2 separate regions of the Homo sapiens genome follow, and region 1 is linked to region 2. A link is a loop called in an ENCODE intact Hi-C map of the cell type or tissue named here. Cell type or tissue: chondrocyte. All regions are shown on one strand. Each heading gives the region's core, and the rest is flanking DNA. Links, peaks and the distances in the headings are about the cores only.

The links. Hi-C counts contacts between places; a loop is a spot of excess contacts. Peaks named below come from ENCODE experiments on the same cell type or tissue, not always from the same donor. Only the 100,000 strongest peaks of a DNase experiment are listed, where the experiment ranks them.
Region 1: it touches region 2 in a loop (3-fold over the local background); 9 of 110 quality-filtered maps call a loop at or near these places.

The regions. Positions count from the first base shown.
Region 1 is chr2:195,941,245-195,949,244 of GRCh38, reverse strand. All of the region lies in intron 19 of DNAH7 (dynein axonemal heavy chain 7), which reads left to right. Among named protein-coding and RNA genes, the nearest start is that of DNAH7, 120 kb to the left of the region's middle. In chondrocyte, for the core only: no CTCF peak of the experiment used is centred there; no DNase peak of the experiment used is centred there.
Region 2 is chr2:194,160,112-194,172,380 of GRCh38, reverse strand. No RefSeq gene overlaps it. Among named protein-coding and RNA genes, the nearest start is that of LINC01821, 180 kb to the left of the region's middle. In chondrocyte, for the core only: CTCF peaks have their summits at 5,187 and 5,389 (motif pointing left); no DNase peak of the experiment used is centred there.

The DNA of each region.
Region 1 (8,000 bases), core at 1-8,000, 1.8 Mb before region 2:
TTGTCTCTGTTTGCAGATGACATGATTGCATATTTAGAAAACTCCATTGTCTCAGCCCAAAATCTCCTTAAGCTGATAAGCAACTTCAGAAAAGTCTCAGGATACAAAATCAGTGTGCAGAAATCACAAGCATTCCTATATACCAATAATAGACAAACAGCCAAATCATGAGCGAACTCCCATTCACAATTCCTACAAAAAGAATAAAATACCTAGGAATACAACTTACAAGGGATGTGAAGGACCTCTTCAAGGAGGACTACAAACCACTGCTCAAGGAAGTAAGAGAAGATACAAACAAATGGAAAAAGATTCCATGCTCATGGATAGGAAGAATCAGTATCGTGAAAATGGCCATACTGCCCAAAGTAATTAATAGATTCAGTGCTATCTTCATCAAGCTGCTATTGACTTTCTTCACAGAATTAGAAAAAAACCACTTTAAATTTCATATGGAACCAAAAAAGAGCCCTTATAGCCAAGACAATCCTAAGCAAAAAGAACAAAGCAAGAGGCATCACGCTACCTGACTTCAAACTATACTACAAGGCTACAGTAACCGAAACAGCATGGTGCTGGTACCAAAACAGAGATATAGACCAATGGAACAGAACAGAGACCTCAGAAATCACACCACACATCTACAACCATCTGATCTTTGACAAACCTGACAAAAACAAGCAATGAGGAAGGCGTTCCCTATTTAATAAATGGTGTTGGGAAAACTGGCTAGCCATAGGCAGAAAACTGAAACTGGACCCCTTCCTTACACCTTATACAAAAATTAACTCAAGATGGATTAAAGACTTAAACGTAAGACCTAAAACCATAAAAACCCTAGAAGAAAACCTAGGCAATACCATTCAGGATACAGGCATGGGCAAAGCCTTCAAGACTAAAACACCAAAAGCAATGGCAACACAAGCCAAAATTGACAAATGGGATATAATTAAACTAAAGAGCTTCTGCACAGCAAAATAAACTATCATCAGAGTAAACAGGCAGTCTACAGAATGGGAGAAAATTTTTGCAATCTATCCATCTGACAAAGGACTAATATCCAGAATCTACAATGAACTTAAGCCAATTTACAAGAAAAAAAACAACCCCATCAGAAAGTGGGCAAGGCATGTGAACAGACACTTCTCAAAAGAAGACATTTATGTGGCCAACAAACCTATGAAAAAAAGCTCATTATCACTGGTCATTAGAGAAATGCAAATCAAAACCACAATGAGATACCATCTCATGCCAGTTAGAATGGTGATCACTAAAAAGTCAGGAAACAACAGATGCTGGAGGGGCTGTGAAGGAATAGGAACGTTTTTACAGTGTTGGTGGGAGCGTAAATTAGTTCAACCATTGTGGAAGACAGTGTGGTGATTCCTCAAGGATCTAGGACCAGAAATACCATTTGACCCAGCAATCCCATTACTGGGTATATACCCACAGGATTATAAATCATTCTGCTATAAAGACACATGCACACGTGTGTTTATTGCAGCACTATTCACAATAGCAAATACTTGGAACCAACCCAAATGTCCATCAATGATAGACTGGATAAAGAAAATGTGGCACATATACACCATGGAATAATATGCAGCCATAAAAAAGGATGAGTTCATGTCCTTTACAGGGACATGAATGAAGCTGGAAACCATCATTTTCAGCAAACTAACACAGGAACAGAAAACCAAACACTACATGTTCTCACTCATAAATGGGAGTAGAACAATGAGCACACATGGACACAGGGAGGGGAACGTCACACACTGGGGCCTGTTGTGGGGTGAAGGGGTAGGGGAGGGATAGCATTAGGAGAAATACCTAATGTAGATGACTAGTTGATAGGGTCAGCAAACCACGATGGCACGTGTATACCTATGTAACAAACCTGCACGTTCTGCACATGTATCCCAGAACTTAAAGTATAATCATAATTTAAAAAAATAAGACATGTGGCTCACGCCTGTGATCCAGCACTTTGGGAGGCCAAGGCGGTGGATTACCTGAGGTCAGGAGTTCGAGACCAGCCTGGCCAACATGGTGAAACCCCGTCTCTACTAAAAATACTATATATATAAAAATAATATATAATTATGTAGATATATAATATATAATTATAATTATATATATTATAATTATATAAATATATATATAATTGGCTTTATTGAGATGTCTTGGTTTCCTTGAGGTGTAAACATGAAATAATCTTATAATTCATGCTACCAACTATACTCAACCAGTGACCTTTCTCACTCAGAGAGGCTCCCTTATTGATCTTTCAATCTAATTCCAGAATTTTTCAGTCACTTTTGCTTATTAAGAGAGTTTTGTACCTGTTTCAAATCCTCAGTCTTCTGTTCTACTCTGAGCTCTCCTCTTCCCCACAGTGCAAGTAAACATGAAGTTCCAGGGGTGGGGAGATATGGAGACTACTCTCCCACTCTACTTCTCTCCTCCTGTGCTTCTCATCTGGGTTTGGGACAAGGACCGGGTGAAGAGAAGGAGGAAGGGAGGGATGGGGAGAGAGAAAGTAAGAGGGAGAGAGAAAGAGAGAGAAAGAAAGAGAGAGTGAGGGTAAAAGAACATTTTCTGATATACCTGATCCTGCAAAATGGGCTGTTCTTTTTTGTCAGTGGTCATAAGGTAATTAACCTCCTGTCAGTGATGTGAAGGCCCTGTGCCTTTTCTGTTGGTCTTTGCAACTGGTCTAGCCTGTTGGAGAGTTGTGGGTATGTAATGAGCACAGATTAATCCGGGGTAGACAGGTGAAGATCCAACACAGGTCTGGCTGCTGAGGGACTTCATCTTGAGTATCTCCCCTAGGTTTGTTCGTTGTCTGGGAGATTTGGCTACATCTTCAAACTGACCTTCTGATGTTGTATTTTGCCATATTTTTGTTGTGTATGTCTCTTTACCCCATACTGTAGCAGTATTTCACAAATCTTCAGCCTTTAATTTCATATGCCTGCTTACTTTTAAGATTAGGTTATGGGAAAAAATTTTTCATCTGCCTGCCATAGCCCAAAAGTGGGGTCTGCAGAAGGGCACAATTCATCTTCCCTACCCACTTTGTTTGTATCCTTGAGCATATAGTTCTTGCCCCTTCTTCACTGGCCATTCCACCACACCATCTTCTCCCAGAGTTTTTTTCCTGTTCTAGTAGCATTGGAGCAGTTCAGCACACCGGGTGACTGACCAGATCTCCAGCTAGGAAAGATGTCAGTTTCCTCTCCTTTCAGGCCCTTAGAAAATTTATTAGGGACTCTCTTGGGCCCCCCTTCTTGAGATTCAGGGAATGGGAACTAGTTAATTACCCACCAGATGGAGATGAAGTAAGTGGATAATCCCTCTCTGCATGCTGCATTTCACCCCCAAACTTGGTTTTTGACTCATCCAAGTCTTTTGTATTTCATGCAAAGCAGACAAAAACACTCTTAAATTTTTTCCCAAACATTTTCCTTTTCTTGTCTAACCCCATCTCAATAAATATAACACTATTCTTTCTGTTGCTCAGGCCAAAAACTTAGTACTCATTCTTTATTTTCCTTGTTTTCTTTACTGTAGTAAATGTAATTTGGCAACAAGCATTTCACCTCTATCTAGTGAGCTGAAAAGCAGAAAAGATCATCTGCCAGGCTCTCTACATCTGACTTTCTGGAAGTGAATTAGATCTTGTCAGTTAGATACACTCATTTGGGATTTGGATGGAAAAAGTGAAAGTGACCAGCTTTCTGTCATTTTAGCTATTTCTGCTGTCAAGGAAGATCGTGAACACATGACTTTTTTTTCCAACAGGACTTATCTGGTTACCAGTTTTATAGGTATTATGAGGCAGTGATAATGGTGGCCTCCTGATCCCACCCAGTGAACTCTGGCATCAGAGCCACCATGATGGGTTGTTGAACTCAGTATTTCCAATGGTGTTATCCTTTAGTCCTGATTGGGGCAGAAGTAGTAAATCCTGAAAAGTCAGTTCTTATGTTTTAGTAGTCTGTCCTGGAAGTATGCTCCCCTAGGCTTTCCAGTGATTTTGTAATCACTTTATTCCCTGTGTTAAATTCCTTTTTGCTTAATATGTAGAAGGGTTCTGCACTGAACTTGAATAAACTATACCAGAACCTCAAGTATGAGATCTAGGATTGTTTATGACCCACTTGGGTTTTAGAGTAGTGAAGATCTAGTTATTGCTTGAAAATAGGACACTAGGAGTATCTGGTATGCAGTGTAAAAATCACTCAATCAATTATGTTCTTAGACTTCCAGAATGAACAATCTGTTGTACAGGGAAGTGTTTGGTGGACCATGAGGCTGCTTGAATAGGTCAATATGATAAGAATTTGAAGTACAAGGGAGGTGAGATGGGCTGAATTCTTTAAAAAGCACTGGAGAAATAAAAGACATGGTATAATTTGCAGTTTTAAATTCTCTGCTCAAGATGTGGTCAGAAAACTAAGAAACTTCTGTGATTTGCTAAAAGAGCCTTTTATTTCTCATAGCTACAAATTTGATATAGCCAAAAATGAGTTATAGAATCTGATTCAATAGGTCACCAAATTTCAATGTAATTTAATTCATGGCCTTTCTAGATCTGTTATGTGAAAGATAGTTTACTTATTGCAAAGCATGGGGTGGTGAAAACTGAAAATGGGGACACTTGGATGTAATTGACTCTGGGTACCCTGACCCTCAAACTCTGTTTAGCCTCACTTGCCAGAATCCTTGGCAGAGGTGTAGATAAATTAAGTGGCAATATATTGTAATGGTGCTTGTGTAGGGAGGAAAGAACATAAGTTAGATGTGGTCAAATGTGTTGATATGGGTGCACTTACCAGAGATCCTGTTTCAAGATGCTAGTCAAGGAGCTGTGAGTGGTTCTGTTTACTTGTTTTATTGACCAAACCTGGCTTCTGTAATGGCCTGTCTCAATTAGATAGAAATGGTAGAAAATCCTTGATTGGATTTAAAGAAATTAGAGAGTTGCTTGCAGATGTTTGTGCCGCATATGCTTGCACCATCCAGAAGTGGAAATTATAACTCCACTTAGGGGTGGACTTAACAATAGGAAAGAAATTCTTCTCATGGGCATAACTTCAATAATTATATTGGTTTTCTAACTTTCCTTGGAAAGAGTGCTTGGTCAGAAGTATGAATTTATGTTGATGATGGTCAGTAGCAAACAGTTATGCTGCATAATCAAGGACTTAGAAACAAGTTTGAAGGATTGGGAAAAAGGAAGACTGGGGAAGAGGTATGTAAGGAATCAGAGAATATACCTAAAAGCGAGCATATTTGTGTTCCATGTGATTGCTTAGTAGCAGGTGCAACTGCAAAAGGAGGAACTTAATTATATGGTTGACCAGTTGACCTAGTCTGTACATGTCAACCGGCATATGCCACTATGTGCACAGTGAGCTATGAAATAGAATAATCATTTAATATATTGTCCAAATTGGAGAACATTTGAGAGTTAAAGCAATTAATAATCTGAGAAAGCAAGCATGAACCAGAACTATCTTCATCAAACTGGGATACATGGCTAATGTAGCTATAAATGAAGAAGTCATGATGGCAGTGGTGGGAATTATGGAAGGAATTACTATCGGAGACTACCCCTCACCAACACTGCTGGGTGCACTCAAGCTGCCAACAGCAGAAATTAACATAATGCTTCTGATACAGCACTCATTTAGAGGGAATTGAATATTACATTGGCCCTCTTTCAATATGGAAGCCAGCAGTGTTGTGTCTGCACGAAATGAATTTTTGTTTTCCCACAGCAAGTTTCTGCCAATACTGTCATTCATTGACTTACTGAATGACTTACTCATTATCACAGTTTCCACACAACATTGCATATGCTAAGGAACTCACCTTATAAGGGAAATAAGACAGTTGACTGACATCGGTAATAGTAAAGGTCCTACTATGAATATTGACCTTAAACAAAGTGAATTGGCTTATATTGAAGATTAATTTGCTCTATCTGTGTATGTTCGTCTGTTCTCATGCTGCTAATAAAGACATGCCTGAGACCAGGTAATTTACAAAGGAAAGAGGTTTAATTGACTTACAGTTCCACATGGCTGGGGAGGCCTCACAATCATGGTGGAAAGTAAATGAGAAGCAAAGTCACATCTTACATGGTGGCAAGCAAGAGAGCATGTGCAGGGGAACTCCCCTTTATAAAACCATCAGATCTCATGAGACTTATTCACTATCATGAGAACAGCACAGGAAAAACCCACCCCGATGATTCAATTACCTCCCACCAGGTCCCTCCTATGACACACAGGGGTTATTACAATTCAAGGTGAGATTTGGGTGGGGACAACAAACCATATCACTGTTGGAAGGTGATGGGAGTTTGGGCTGCAGTTCTAGAGTGTACATGGTATATGTTCTCTGTCCACTCCAGGGATATGATTTCTCTCATAGGTAGAGTACATGGATCTGGGAATTAAAGAGTAAAAATAGAAGTGACATGTCTCACCAATTAACCATGTAATCTGCTAACAACAATTTTGCTTCTCAACTTTTGGCTTTTCTAGATGAAATCTAGTAGAGATTATCCTAACTAGATTAAGTAATCTCAGTGTCCAGGGAAGAAATACTTCTATATGAGGGACATATTAATGATTTCATTAAATGGGAAGTTCTTGATCTGCTCATTCCACGCTTTTACCTCTCTGTCTTTATAACTTTTCACTGTACTTACTCTATTCCAGCCACACTGGCTATCTCCTCTTCTTCCTCCTTCCTCCTCCTCTTCCTCTTCTTCCTTTTTCCTCTTCCTCCTCTTCATCTTCTTCCTTCTTCCTCTTCCTCCTCTTCATCTTCTTCCTTCTTCCTCTTCTCCTTCTCCTTCTTTTGCTTCCTCCCCACCCTTCCTTCTTCTCAAATAACAAACACACTGTATCCGAGGGCGTTTGCACTGGTTGGACCCTCTTCTGGAATGTGCTACCTCTAAATATCTGCGGTGTTAATGCTTTGCTTTCTTGATATATTTTCTCAAATATTACCTTTATAAAGAGGCTCACATCGAACATCCTATTTGAAATTAACCCACCTTTGACTTTTTTGGCACTTCTTATCACTTCTTTCTGTTTTGTAGCATCTATCATCTACCTTACTATATAATTTATCAATATGATGTTTGTTATTTATTGTCTGTCTCCCCCATGGAGGCTGGGATCTTTGTTTTGTCCACTGTTGTCACCCAAGCACTGAGAAAGGTCACTAACGTGTATTAGCCCTTGGTAAATGTTTGTTAAATGAGTAATAATTGAGATTGATGCTTGAATTATTGTTAATTCTAAGATTCTGAGTTTACTCTGGAAAACTTCTGAAAACTCAATTTTAGGCAAATGGGCCCTGAGATTTAGGTTAATCCTAGAAATACATTGAATCTAAATGAAAGAGTTTCTGCTCCTGATGAAGTCAAGGACTCTTAAAATTGTAAGAGGTTTTAAGTTCTACTCTGTCAACCTACATTTCCTTTCTTGAAGTGCAAAAGGTTTAATGAGGATCTTATCAATTTTCTGTTGTCCAGGGATTTTGCATTAGGAAATTTATGCTCCCAGAAATTTACCAGGCAGGCTTGAGCTTAATTCCATTAAGTATACAAAACTGCATTATCTCTTTTTTTATTTTTTATTATTTTTTATTTTACTTTAAGTTTGGGGATACATGTGCAGAACACGCAGGTTTGTTACCTTCGTATACATATGTCATGGTGGTTTGCTGCACCTATCAACCTGTCATCTAGGTTTTTTTTTTTTTTTTTTGTCATCTAGGTTCTAGGTTTTAAGCCCTGCATGCATTAGGTGTTTGTCCTAATGCTCTCCCTCCTCTTGCCCCCCAACCCCCGACAGGCCCCAGTGTGTGATATTTCCCTCCCTGTGTCCATGTGTTCTCATTGTTCAACTCCCGTTTATGAGTGAGAACATGCAGTGTTTGGTTTTCTGTTCCTGTGTTAGTTTGCTGAGAATGAT
Region 2 (12,269 bases), core at 1,970-9,969:
TCCATTCTGTTATAAGTTACTCTGGTAGAAGACACTCTAGTTTTATATTTGGGTAACATTTTCAATTCATCGCTAGTTTTAGGAGAAGAATCTTCAATTCGGATTTGCAGTTTGTCTTTTGGTTTATCCAGGAGTAGTAGTTATTATATATAAACATTGCATTATATATAATTCACTGGATGTGAAAGATTTCAATATACTTTCAAATATAGAAACTCAATACTATATATTGTATTCATTTATTAAGTAGAAATGTCTGAATAGCTTGATGTTTATTTGTAAAGAGTTTCATGATAGCATTTGTTGAAATGGCTATTAAAGAAACTAGGATTTCACTTTTCTAGATCAGTATGTATTCTACTTATAAAGACAATATCCTAAATGTGTACCAAACTGAATTCTGTATACAAAGTGCTGCATACTTCTAATTTTTTTTTTTTTTTTTTTTTGAGACAGTCTCACTCTGTCACCCAGGCTGGAGTACAGTGGCGCAATCTTGGCTTACTGCAACCTCTGTCTCCGAGGTTCAAGCAATTCTCCTGCCTCAGCCTCCCGAGTAGCTGGGATTACAGGTGTGTGCCACCACATCTGCCTACTTTTTGTAGAGACAGGGTTTCACCATGTTGGCCAAACTGGTCTTGAACTCCTGACCTCAGGTGATCCGCCCACCTTGGCCTCCCAAAGTGCTGGGATTACAGGTGTAAGCCACGGCGCCCGGCCCTATACTTCTGATTTCAAGAGCACAACAGCATAATACTTATTTAATGTTCCAAATCACTTACTCTGTTTTTCAACATGGCAGGTTCTTCTTTTAAATCTGCCTACAGACCATTATTGATCCCTCTCTAAGCCTTGTAGTGTCTCTAAGAAAAGGAATATGTGGTTTTGCTACCTGTGTTTTTTCCGTATAATTTTTATAACAAAGACACTGCCATGGGATGTAGGCCCCTATTAAATGTTTCTCTGTCTCTAAACTCAAGGCCTTGAAAAACAAGGGGTCAATGATTTTTTTCAAAGACATTTCTTTCCCTGAATGAAATACTCCCACAAGTGAATTGTATTCATGAGTTGTTCCAGGAAACTGGAAAACTGAAGTGTTTATTGCCAGCAATCTGATCATGTGCTTTAAATTCATTCCTAGATTATTTTTCTAACCCATACTTAATAATGGGAACTAACATTTATTGAATGTTTACTGCATACTAGTAAGTATTTGAAGTATTTTATATGTATCAAAGTATTAATATTGAATTGCCCCTATTTCACATGAGGAAATTAAAATACAGAAAAAAAACTTATACAAGTTTGCTGGTAAGGGCAGTAGCCAGGATGAAGACCTAGGTAATCAGGCTCCAGAGGGCACACTCTTAATCATGCTGCTATATTCCAGAGGTCCTGTGTCCTAAGAATCATATCCTGATTGTTCTGTTCTCTCCATGAAACAGAATCATGTACCCACTAAACTAAACAAACAAAGGTTAGCATACACTCTTGCACATTTATATTTGAGTGGATTGGTGTTGTATTTTATTTATAAAGATTTTCAAATGAAATAAATTGCTGAGTGTTGGCACATGCCAGTGAGGGTAAAAGAATAATGCAAAATGACTGTAGGATGTTTAGAAAATGACAAATTCATAAATTTTAATGTAAACAAATGATCTGCTAGAATTCGAAAAGAAAATATTGTGTAGAAAGCAGAAAAATAAAAAACAAAATCTAGGAAAATATTTTCAAAGGACACAATCTATAAATAAATATAACTGTGCATGTGTGCACAGTTATATTTAAGTGGATGTGAGTGTTATATACATGTGCAAGTGTGTAATTTTGAACCATTACATTAAAATTGATATGAGCCATTAGTTTTTTAATTGCTTAATTCGAGAGGAAAAAAAGTCACATTAAAAGTTCAGAAAAAGTAATTATATGCAAAAAACTTGTTGAATGTCTCAAACAGGTAATTTTTATGCACAAGTTATTAAAAGGATAATATAGAGAGATTTATATTTTTAATAATAAATGTATTTTGTGGAAAGTACTTAATTATCAATAGAACTAGGAAATAATCATTATGCTGTGTAGAAAGAATAAAAATGGTGGATTCCTGTAACACTTTTATAAAGAAAAATTAGATCTCCATACTTCCTGGACAATAAGAAGTTCAATTTCTAACAATTCCATAAGAATATATTTACTAAACCTCTTCTTTGCTTGAGAAAATTTCATTCTCTTTTTTGTCTTAGAACATGTAGTCTAAACTTCTTATCAGTTGCTGCTATTTCCCTGAATCTACTCTTAACTCTTTTTATGGTGACTTGTAACTTTTTCCTATAAAACCATATGTGTCCAATAATACGCTGTAAGCCAGATCCACAAGCTATTTAGAGCATTTCATTCTTGAAGAGAGGTCTGTTACAGTGCTTATATGATGACAGAACAATTCTCGCATACATGAAGCTCTGTGATTAGAAAGAAGAGGTGCTAGTAGCAGCACAGATGAAAAGGTGTGCAGGCTCCACAGAGTCTCAACAGTGGCAGCTCAGCTCCCTGAGCCAGTCACCATCTTAGTCTTTTTGAAAATCTCAATATTTCTCCTGGTGTACCAAATCATTACATTCACCATAATCGAACCTGACTGAAATGCTGAACCAGATGTCACCTATACTTTTTATATGACATTGGGAAAATGCCTTTGTGAATTTTTAAACTGTGATTTATACATATTTTTATTTGTCCCAGTAAAGTCTTTCCTATCCATGGGATTGGATTATGCCTAGATTATTTTTATCTTAATAATTGTATTATTCTAAGTAAATTCCTAATACTAATAATGCTTTTAAAGGTTATGAAATCAAATTAAAATTAAGTTATGCTGATAGAAACATAAACATATTGCAATAGTATGTTAAGTGTGCAAAAGTAACCAATAAAGATTAACTCAAATGATGACAGATAGATCTATATTTGGAGGAGAGGATTCTGGTCTTCTGTAGGAGGTCATTATTCAATTATCAAAATAAGGATTATGTGAGTGTCAAAGTAAATTTTCACAGAATGAGCTAAACAGGCAATAAAAACTTTACTCAAGAAAATTGTGTTAGGGGAGAGATACTGAACACAACTCTGCTGGAACAAAGGGTGGGTGATTTTAACAGTGAGGTGAACTAATGAAAAACGAATGAGGGCAGGCTGGTCAGTGTGATCAGGCCATATATGTTTGCTAATCATTGCTTATTAAAGTGATGCTCCTCCAATCTGACAGAGACTGAAATAAAGTAACACTATCTTTCTTGATGATTATATTTCAAAAGAGTGGCTCCTAAGTTTCTAAGAAAGACATTCCTGGGTTGTAAAACTAGTAAGAGACTTGGAGAAGATTTATATCTGAAAGCTGCAGAGAAAGAATTCACAATTTCAAGTTTACTAAAGTAAATAAGAAAATGGAGATTGAAGTCTAAATTTGGAAAGGAACCTGTTTAAAGTTTAGTTAGCTGAGGCGAACCTTAAAGCCCTCTTTGGTTAGAGCTTATGAAAACTTGATAAAACCAAAAATTGAAAAACAACCATTAATTGAAAAGTGTAGATAGTTAAAATAAGAACTAAAATATTTAAAAAGTAGTTCATTTTGCAGTGGGTGATGGAGCGTGATATATATGTGTGTGTGTATATATATATATATATATATACTGAGTATATATATATATACTCAGTATATATACATATATACTGAGTATATATATTCTCAGAATATATTCTGAGAATATATATATATATTCTGAGTATATATATATATTCTGAGTATATATATATATATTCTGAGTATATATATATATATATATATGTATATATTCTCAGACACAGTGTTGACAGAAAAAGCATTAATAATGAAATTGAAGATAACCTGTTTGTATGACCTAGTGAAAAGAATTTTTACCCAAACCAAAAACTAGGTGAACTCCACTAAGCTTTAATTATAAAATGGCTTTTTAAAAAAACTGTCAAAGTATATACAAATTAAAATAAATATATTTTAAAAAATATTTTAGGAACAAAACAATCTACTCATTGAATACCAAATTTATACAATGGCAGAAGTGGCTAAGCTGTCATTAAGAAGTGTCATTAAGTAAATAATATAAAATCTTCAGTATTTTAATAGAAAGATCAAGAAAACTAATATAGGCTAACATCAAACATATTTGAATGTAAATATATCTCCTATCTTCTCAACACAATGAATTTCTAGTAACTATTGTCTAAGGATAATCACCCTCAAGAGAATTGAGCCTACACTTGTTATTTATTTCTTCTGAAAATCACAATAATTGAATAATCTAGAAAATATATGGAAATGGAAGTATATTTATGTCACAGCACAGCCTGAGGTGCTATGTTAATAGCAAATATTCCCTGTACCTGGTGAGATTATATAAGGTGTAAAGAGCCTATGAATAATAGTAAGAAAACACCTAGGACTTCTGAATCAAAGGCCTGCATTATAGTCGACATTGAAATAGCTTTACCTGAATAATTATTCTGCATCTCTCTTGATAATGATAATAAAAACTAGCAACTGTTGTGCAATGCATTATTTTAATCCTTAGCAAATAGTATTTAAAACTGTTTAAATGCTGTGGAGAATACAAAGCTTAAAACAAAGTCCCTAACCTTTGAATATTTTTTAAATGAAGAGATAAGACATACAATCATTAAAAAATAATATAACATGGAATGGGTGATTGCATGTCAAAAATTTTCTAGTTTTTAAAATTCCACAAAACCTGATGAAGAAGGTCAACTTCTATCTTATCTTTGTAAATTTATCTAACACAGCAGAAAATAATAAATACGTTTTCTGATCTCAATGTGTGTGTGTTATATATATATATGTGTGTGCATATATATATATGCACACATGTTCCTTTATAATGCACCAAACCATTGTGACCTAAAATTAGAAGATGATTATTGAGCTCTTGTAAAATGTAAATTAAAATTTCCAGATAAGTTAACACACATATACACACATATATGAACAGGCATATGTATGTGCATATATATGAATACATCACATATTTTATATATATATATGTGACATTTGTGTGATTTATTTCTCTACCAATTAGATCAATACATTCTTTTTTAATTGTATTTTTGCTGCTAGTTTACATTTAAAATCATGTGCACGTTATTTTCACAATTTTTAAAAATAATTGTTATTGTGGTAAAATATATGTCTTAGCCAACTCAGGCTGCCATAACAAAATACCATAGACTGAGTAAGTTAAACAACTGTCCTATATTTTTCACAGTTTTGGAGCCTGGAAAATCCAAGATCAAGGTGCCAGTATGGTTGGTTTCAATAAGGGCTCTCTTCCTGGCTTGCAGATGGCCACCTTCTGGCTATGTACTCACATTGCACTTCCTTGGTATATATGAACAGTGAGAGAAGAAACTCTAGTATACCTTTCTCTTTTTCTAAATTGATCATTGTCATTGTACTTATTTATTCGGTATAATTTGATGTTTGGATACACACATATATATAATATTATATATATATATATATATATATATATATATATATATATATAAAATTATCCAATAAGGGTGGTTAGTAACCCATCACCTCATACATTTATCATTTCTTTCTGGGGATATTCTTTTAACTATTTGTAATAATCACTGCTTTACTGTTAGCTATAGTCATCCTAGATAAATACATTTTTAAAATTAATGTATGGCTTAACGTATGTTTCTTTGGAAATTTTAATTTATGTTTTACACTGTAAGAGCTCAATAATTGTCTTCTAATTTTAGGTCATAATGGTTCAGTGGATTATGAAGGAACATGGTGAATTTAGGCAGCTGCCAAAGGGAGTCAGTTGTTTATATGCCAATGTGTCCTACCTACTAATTTTTCTTTTGCAGAATTCACTGTGGTCTATGTGTGGTCCACAGGTTTTTAGGTCAAGAAACTTAAAATGTACTAAGTAGATAAAGTGTGTTTCTGTGTATGTGTGTCTGTGTGTGTGTGTGTTGTGTTGTATGTGTCCCTTTCAGTGGCATATATAGAAGATTCAATGCAGGTGTTATTAACTCTCCTCTATCTCTAGACAACAAAATTATTTTCAGAAAAATCCTACAATAATAGGTAATGAACATTTTTAATCATTATTTTTAAAGCCATTATTAAAGAATAATAGAGTTCATTTTTAAAATTATGATTCAATATTCATGTACAGACTAAAATTTACACATACCAAAAACTAACTTTATAGTTGATGTTCTATTTCACAGTCTCAAATTTTAAACACAAAAACTTCAATTGACCACATACTATGACAGCATTTTCGAAACTCATGCTCTATGCTTCATATTTATAATCAGACCTTTCATTATTTATTCTGAAATTACTGCTTAACTTCAGGAATTTGAAGAGACACAGGGTCTTGGACACCATATGCTTACAAATTATCAACCACTTTGAGTTTAATATCAAAACACATATATATTGCTGAGTTTATATGTGTTGTGGTAAGCTATATACTTGAGAGTTCTTAGAATTAAGTTTCATGTAGAATAAAATATATGTGAAATGACATCATGAAATGTACCAATTTGGCACTTGTGCATGTATTCACAAAAAATAACAGCAGCCACAAAGATTGTTTAGAATTTAGAAAAATGAAATATATTTTAGAGAAGTGTTCTATGACATTGTTTAGAATTGTTGACCCATAATCAGAATAAAATGATAATAAAATGCAGGCCATCTTTTGATGAGTTTATCATGATTTAAAAATATATAAACTATATAACTCATTTTTCTTTCTCTCTGGACACAATGCTTCCATGTAATTACATTATTTTGTTTGGGGATTTTTACGTGGTTCAAAATTATTGTTTCATATATTAATCTTTTGTCTTAGTCCCACAGTTGCCCAGTTAAGGTTTGTGGGACATTAATCTACCATTGAGAGAGCAATATTTTTCACCTTATATTGATATTATTCAAAAGAACCCTCATTGTATGTCCTTAAGTACCATCAATGGAAATATTATCATAATATAAATGCATCATGTTTAGTGGATGCACTGAAATGGTCTTTTGTTTAGTGTATTTTTAATTTTGTATTTTAACATCCTTTGCCTGAAAATTTTTCTTAATTCAGTCCAGAAAGGCACAAAAATGGACATATTGCTACAAAGGATGAGCAAATAGGTGCCAAGAGATTTTACATCAAAAGTGGTGAGAAGGCAAAAACAACAAAAACAAAAATAATATATGTTTCTGAATCAAAAATTTTACTCTTCAGAGAATTTAAAATTTAGAAATAGAAAAACCCATGAGGGATGCAATAGAAAATGCCCCATGATTGGAACAAATTGAAAGTGTATATGATGTTTTAAGAAATTTTATGTTGAGCTGTGTCTTGACTATGGAGTCAGGACAACATTGCTCTATGGTTGTTGGACTTAGCCAATTCCTTAAATACCTTTCTTTCTCTCTCATAAATTCTGTTTTTCTGAATAACTCTAACTAATAAAATAGCCTTAGAAAATAAGGGAAAATAATAAAACATTCAATGATCTGCTGCTTTCTCTTATTGTTATGCTGAGATCTTCAAGAAAAACACTGAATCAAATTTGGCCTCTTTAAAATATATATTAACTAAGCCAATAAAATGAGTGTTTCTCTGAAAGATCCCTTTGAGGCTTAACTTATCTATTTTTTGTCTCCCTACACCTCCAACCCACACCCCAACCACAGATATTACTGGAAAGAACTGTCCCTCAATTCACTTGAAGGGCTTGAATTCCCAGAGGCATATGACTAGTTCATGGAAGAATTGGTACAGTTCAGGACTTCCCAGAACCTAAAGAAGATTAATAGAAATTTATTGAATAATTAAGTTATAGATCAATCAAACCTCTATTAATTTACCTACATGTTGGTCAGTTCTCAGAAGGTGACACATGGATAAAGATTTACAAATTGGAATTAGTTTGAGGATTCTAAGTACTTTAGAATGCATAATACAAAAAAGGGCTTAGAGTTTTCTCAAACACTTGGGAGAAGTCATAGGCAACTTCTGATCTGTGTGTGTGTGTGTGTTTAGAGCACACTCAAATGAGCTTTGTTTCCTTATTTGGCTACAGAACATTCTAACATCCCTGGAAAGGGTGAACAAAAGGTGCCTAGTTTGTTCATTTTCTCCCTCAGAACATGCATGTCTGAAAATATCTTTATTGAAATCACGTTTTCAATTGGGAGTTTGCTTCAGTAAATAATTTTATTTTTCATACAAGTTTTACTGTGTGTTTAGTATTTTAAAAGTATTCTCCACTATTTCTAATTTTCAATGATGCTATTAGAAATAAAATGGCATTCTATCTCTTAACTTCATTTAACTGGATTTTTACTTTGCAGAAACTTTAGGATCATGTCGTATTTCCATGTTCTGATATTTCAGGATGTGTGTAGGTCTTTTGCTATAGGACATTTTTTTTTAGCCACTGTTTTGGTACTTGAGTTCTTTGGTACTGGAGAATATGCCTAAAGTTCTCTTTAATAATTCCTGTGCAACATTCTCTCTCTCTCTTTCTTGAAGTTTATTATTATATGGCACCTCCCCTATTAACCTTCGAATGCTCTAGTTTCCCTTGAATTTTTGTTGCTATGTCTTTCCCCCCAAATTCCTGAGAAATTTCTTCACCTAATAGTTCAATGTTTATATTAAATATTTATTTCATTATAGAATTAATTTCCACAGGATCTTTTTGCTTTGAAGACTTTATATTTCTTTTGTAAAGCTTATCTCCATCTTTAGATTTTTAAAGATATCAATCAAATATTTCAAGTTTACTCTTCTCTGCTTTGTCTATTTTCTCCAAATGTACTTTTTTATCTTCTCTCTTTCTCTCTCTCCCCCTCTTTTTTGCCCACATCTCTCTTTCCCTCCCGCCTACCTCCCCCGTTCCTGCTTTCTTTCATCCTTCTTTCCTTTCTTCCTTTTTTCCTCCCTTCCTTCCTGTTTTCCTACCTTTCTTTCTTCTTTTTGTGTCTTTTTAATATTAGTTTGAAGCCTTCATTAAAAGTTCATTGACAATCTTGAGCTCTCTATGCATACATAAGAGTGTGATACTAAAATAACCATTTTAGGTGCTGTGCAGACATGTGGCTGTTAGCTGCTGACTGTGAGAAAACATTTTAAATGGTCCATTTTCAAGGCATGATATTCTAAGTACTGGCAGCCAGCCTGAGGATGTGACAAAACGCATGGCTCATGCACCTAGAAAGTTGTGATAGGCAAACAGAATGTAGAAGAGGGGTCAGCCCACTGAAGGAAAGAAAGTTTCATTACTGGGAAATCAAAACTTAAGTGGGGGAAGGGGACCAGGGTATAACCTTATAAGGGGATAATAAAACTTAGCCGACATCCAAGGAGATTGTAACCCCATAGTACTTGACCAACGAAGAACTGTGGGAGGGACATGTGTGCTAGGAGACAAATTACCTACTCTAATTGCCCCGGGTGTGTGTGTGCCTACCAGACACCTGATCTTGCAAGACCGCCATTAAAAGTCTTGCTTCTGCTGTTCTTTGTGTCTCCAAGTCCATTCTTTGTGTTTGGAAGGGTGAATGTATTTCTCACAAACTTGGGACCCCACCTGGGGTCTCTGTACCTGTGTTGAGTGGGACTCTGGCCAAGAAGGGAGATGCTTCCCACCCAATTTTAGTGGCCTGTTCCATCAGGGCATCCCGGCTCCCCACAGAGGCCATAGACAAATCTGAGACTATTATTCAGGAGGCAGCAGAAATGAGAAAAAGAGGAGAAAAGCAGGCACTGTGGCAATCAGGGCATCTCATGCAAGAGCCAAGGTAGGAGAATTGGACTATAAGTGCTGCCTTGGTAGTTGGGCATTTTCAGAGGTCAAGGGTTTGTGACTGAGACATATCCTAGATATGTCGTCAATGCGGTGTCCCAGTACACGGTTCTATTCTACCGTGAGGGAAACGGCCAGAGATGGATGAAACAATTGTTGGGGTGTGCAAGAAACCTCCAGTAGTGGGAATTGAGTACACAGGGAAAAGCTGACACACAGACTGACCCAAAATGGGAAACAGAAATTCTAAGCCTAGAGGACTAAGGAAAGAGGAAGCCAAGAGACTCTCTCTGACATTCCCCAAGATAGTCCTTAGGGGAGAATGCTGTAGTTTGGAGGAACAACCCATGAAACAGGGACAAGGAAAAGCAAAAGACAATAAAATATTGCTGTTTTATCTGTCCCAAAGACCCCATTTGTAAGCCTTTGTTCTTTTGGCCTAAGTTTGGCCAGATGAGGATTGGGTGTGCCAAGCTCTAATTCTCTATGTGAATGATAAAACCCACCCCCACAAGAAGAAGAAAAAGAACCTAGTAAAAATCCCTTTCCCAGGGAAAAGCCCCAGGACCCCCTGTCATGCTTGCCTCTCCATACATCTCACAAAATAGAGGACAGGAAGATCAAGGGGAAGCAGGAGGGTTAGAGGAAGAAAGACCCAAAGACCATGGGGAAGCTAAACCAACTGCTCCTTTAAATCCTTATCCAAATTTAAGAAAATAATTTGAACAATGTTAGAAGGATGTTGTGAACTTCCCTACCCCTTGCACATAGCAGGAATCTAGCATGTTCCTGCTTAGGGAAGTTCCTATAGGATAGGGAGATATTGGCTTTGTAAATGCTCCTCTTATAAGTGCTGAAGTTAGAAATTTCCAGAAGGAAATAACTCCTAGAAGATCCTCTCAGTTTAGCAGACCAACTGCACTAATTCCTAGGACCCAGCTTTTACACCTAGGCTGAAATGATGTCTATCATGAATATCCTATTCACAGAATAATAAAGGTGAATAATTAGGAGAGTGGCCACGGCCATCTGGGAGAAACAATACCCTCCTGAGCAAGGAGTCTTGCCAGCCAAACAAAAATTTCCAAATGTCAATTCCAAATTGGATAATAATGCTCCAGGGACAAGGCCCAAATGCAAGACCTCAGGGAACTAATAATTAAAGGGATCAAAGAGTCTACTCCTAGGACACAAAATGTCTCAAAGACATTCAAGATTCAACAAGAAAAAGAGGAAACTCCCTTTGCATTCTGCAGAGGCTCAGAGATCAGATGAGAAAACACACTAGATTAGATCTGGAGGACCCAATAGGGCAAGGCCTTTTGAAAGTTAACTTTGTAACTAACAGCTGGCCTGACATTACAAAAAAATTACAAAAGATTGATGGATGGAATGAAAAACCAATTGAGGAATTACTGAGGGAAGCTCAGAAGGTCTTTGTAAGGAGAGAGGAAGAGAATCAGGAAAAAAAAAAAAAGGCTAAAATCATTGTTTCGACTGTGCAAGAGGTAGGCAGAAAAAGGTTAGATCAACAGCCTCCTTGAAGGAGACAAGGGAATGACAGATTTTGACACAGAGAAAGAAGGGAAATGCTGGGACGAGCTCCTAAGACTATGAGTAGATGTTACAAGTGTGGAAAGCCAGGACATTTTAAGAGAGAATTTTCTGAATGGGAGAAAGAAGAAAAGGTGATACCCCTCATGACCATTGATGAAGACTAGTATGGTCAGGGGTTTCTTCTAAGCAGGTCCCACCAGGAATCTTTGATAAATTTGAAGGTGGGACCTAAGGGAGAAGAAGTGACATTTTTGGTTGATATTGAGGTGGCTCACACCTCCCTAATTCACCAACCAAGGGGTACAGAACTCTCTAAGGAAAAATTGGCTGTATCAGGAGTAAAAGGGATTTCACATTCTGATATTCAAAAAATGGTAATTAGGTTGACATCAGAACAAATTGAGATGTCACTCTTATATATTCCTGAAGCAGGAACTAACCTCCTTGGTGGAGACTTGATTGTGAGATTGGGTTTAGGATTAGGAATAGAGGAAGGACAAATACAAGCGATGATGGCCCTTAACACAGAAGGAGGAAAGAAAAATTAATTCCCTTGTGTGGGTTAGGGAAGGCAACAGGGGAGAGTTAAAAATCACACACTTACAGATTGAACTAAAACAACCAGGAGAAATAGCTTGCAGAAAACAATATTCTATTTCTATTTAAGGGAGAAAATATCTCCAACAGGTAATAGAGGGATTTATTAAAGATGGACTATTAGAACCCTGCATGTCACCATACAATACTCCAATTCTCCCAGTCAAAAAGCCTGTGCTAGTTCATATAGATTAGTGTAAGATCTAAGGGCTATACACCAA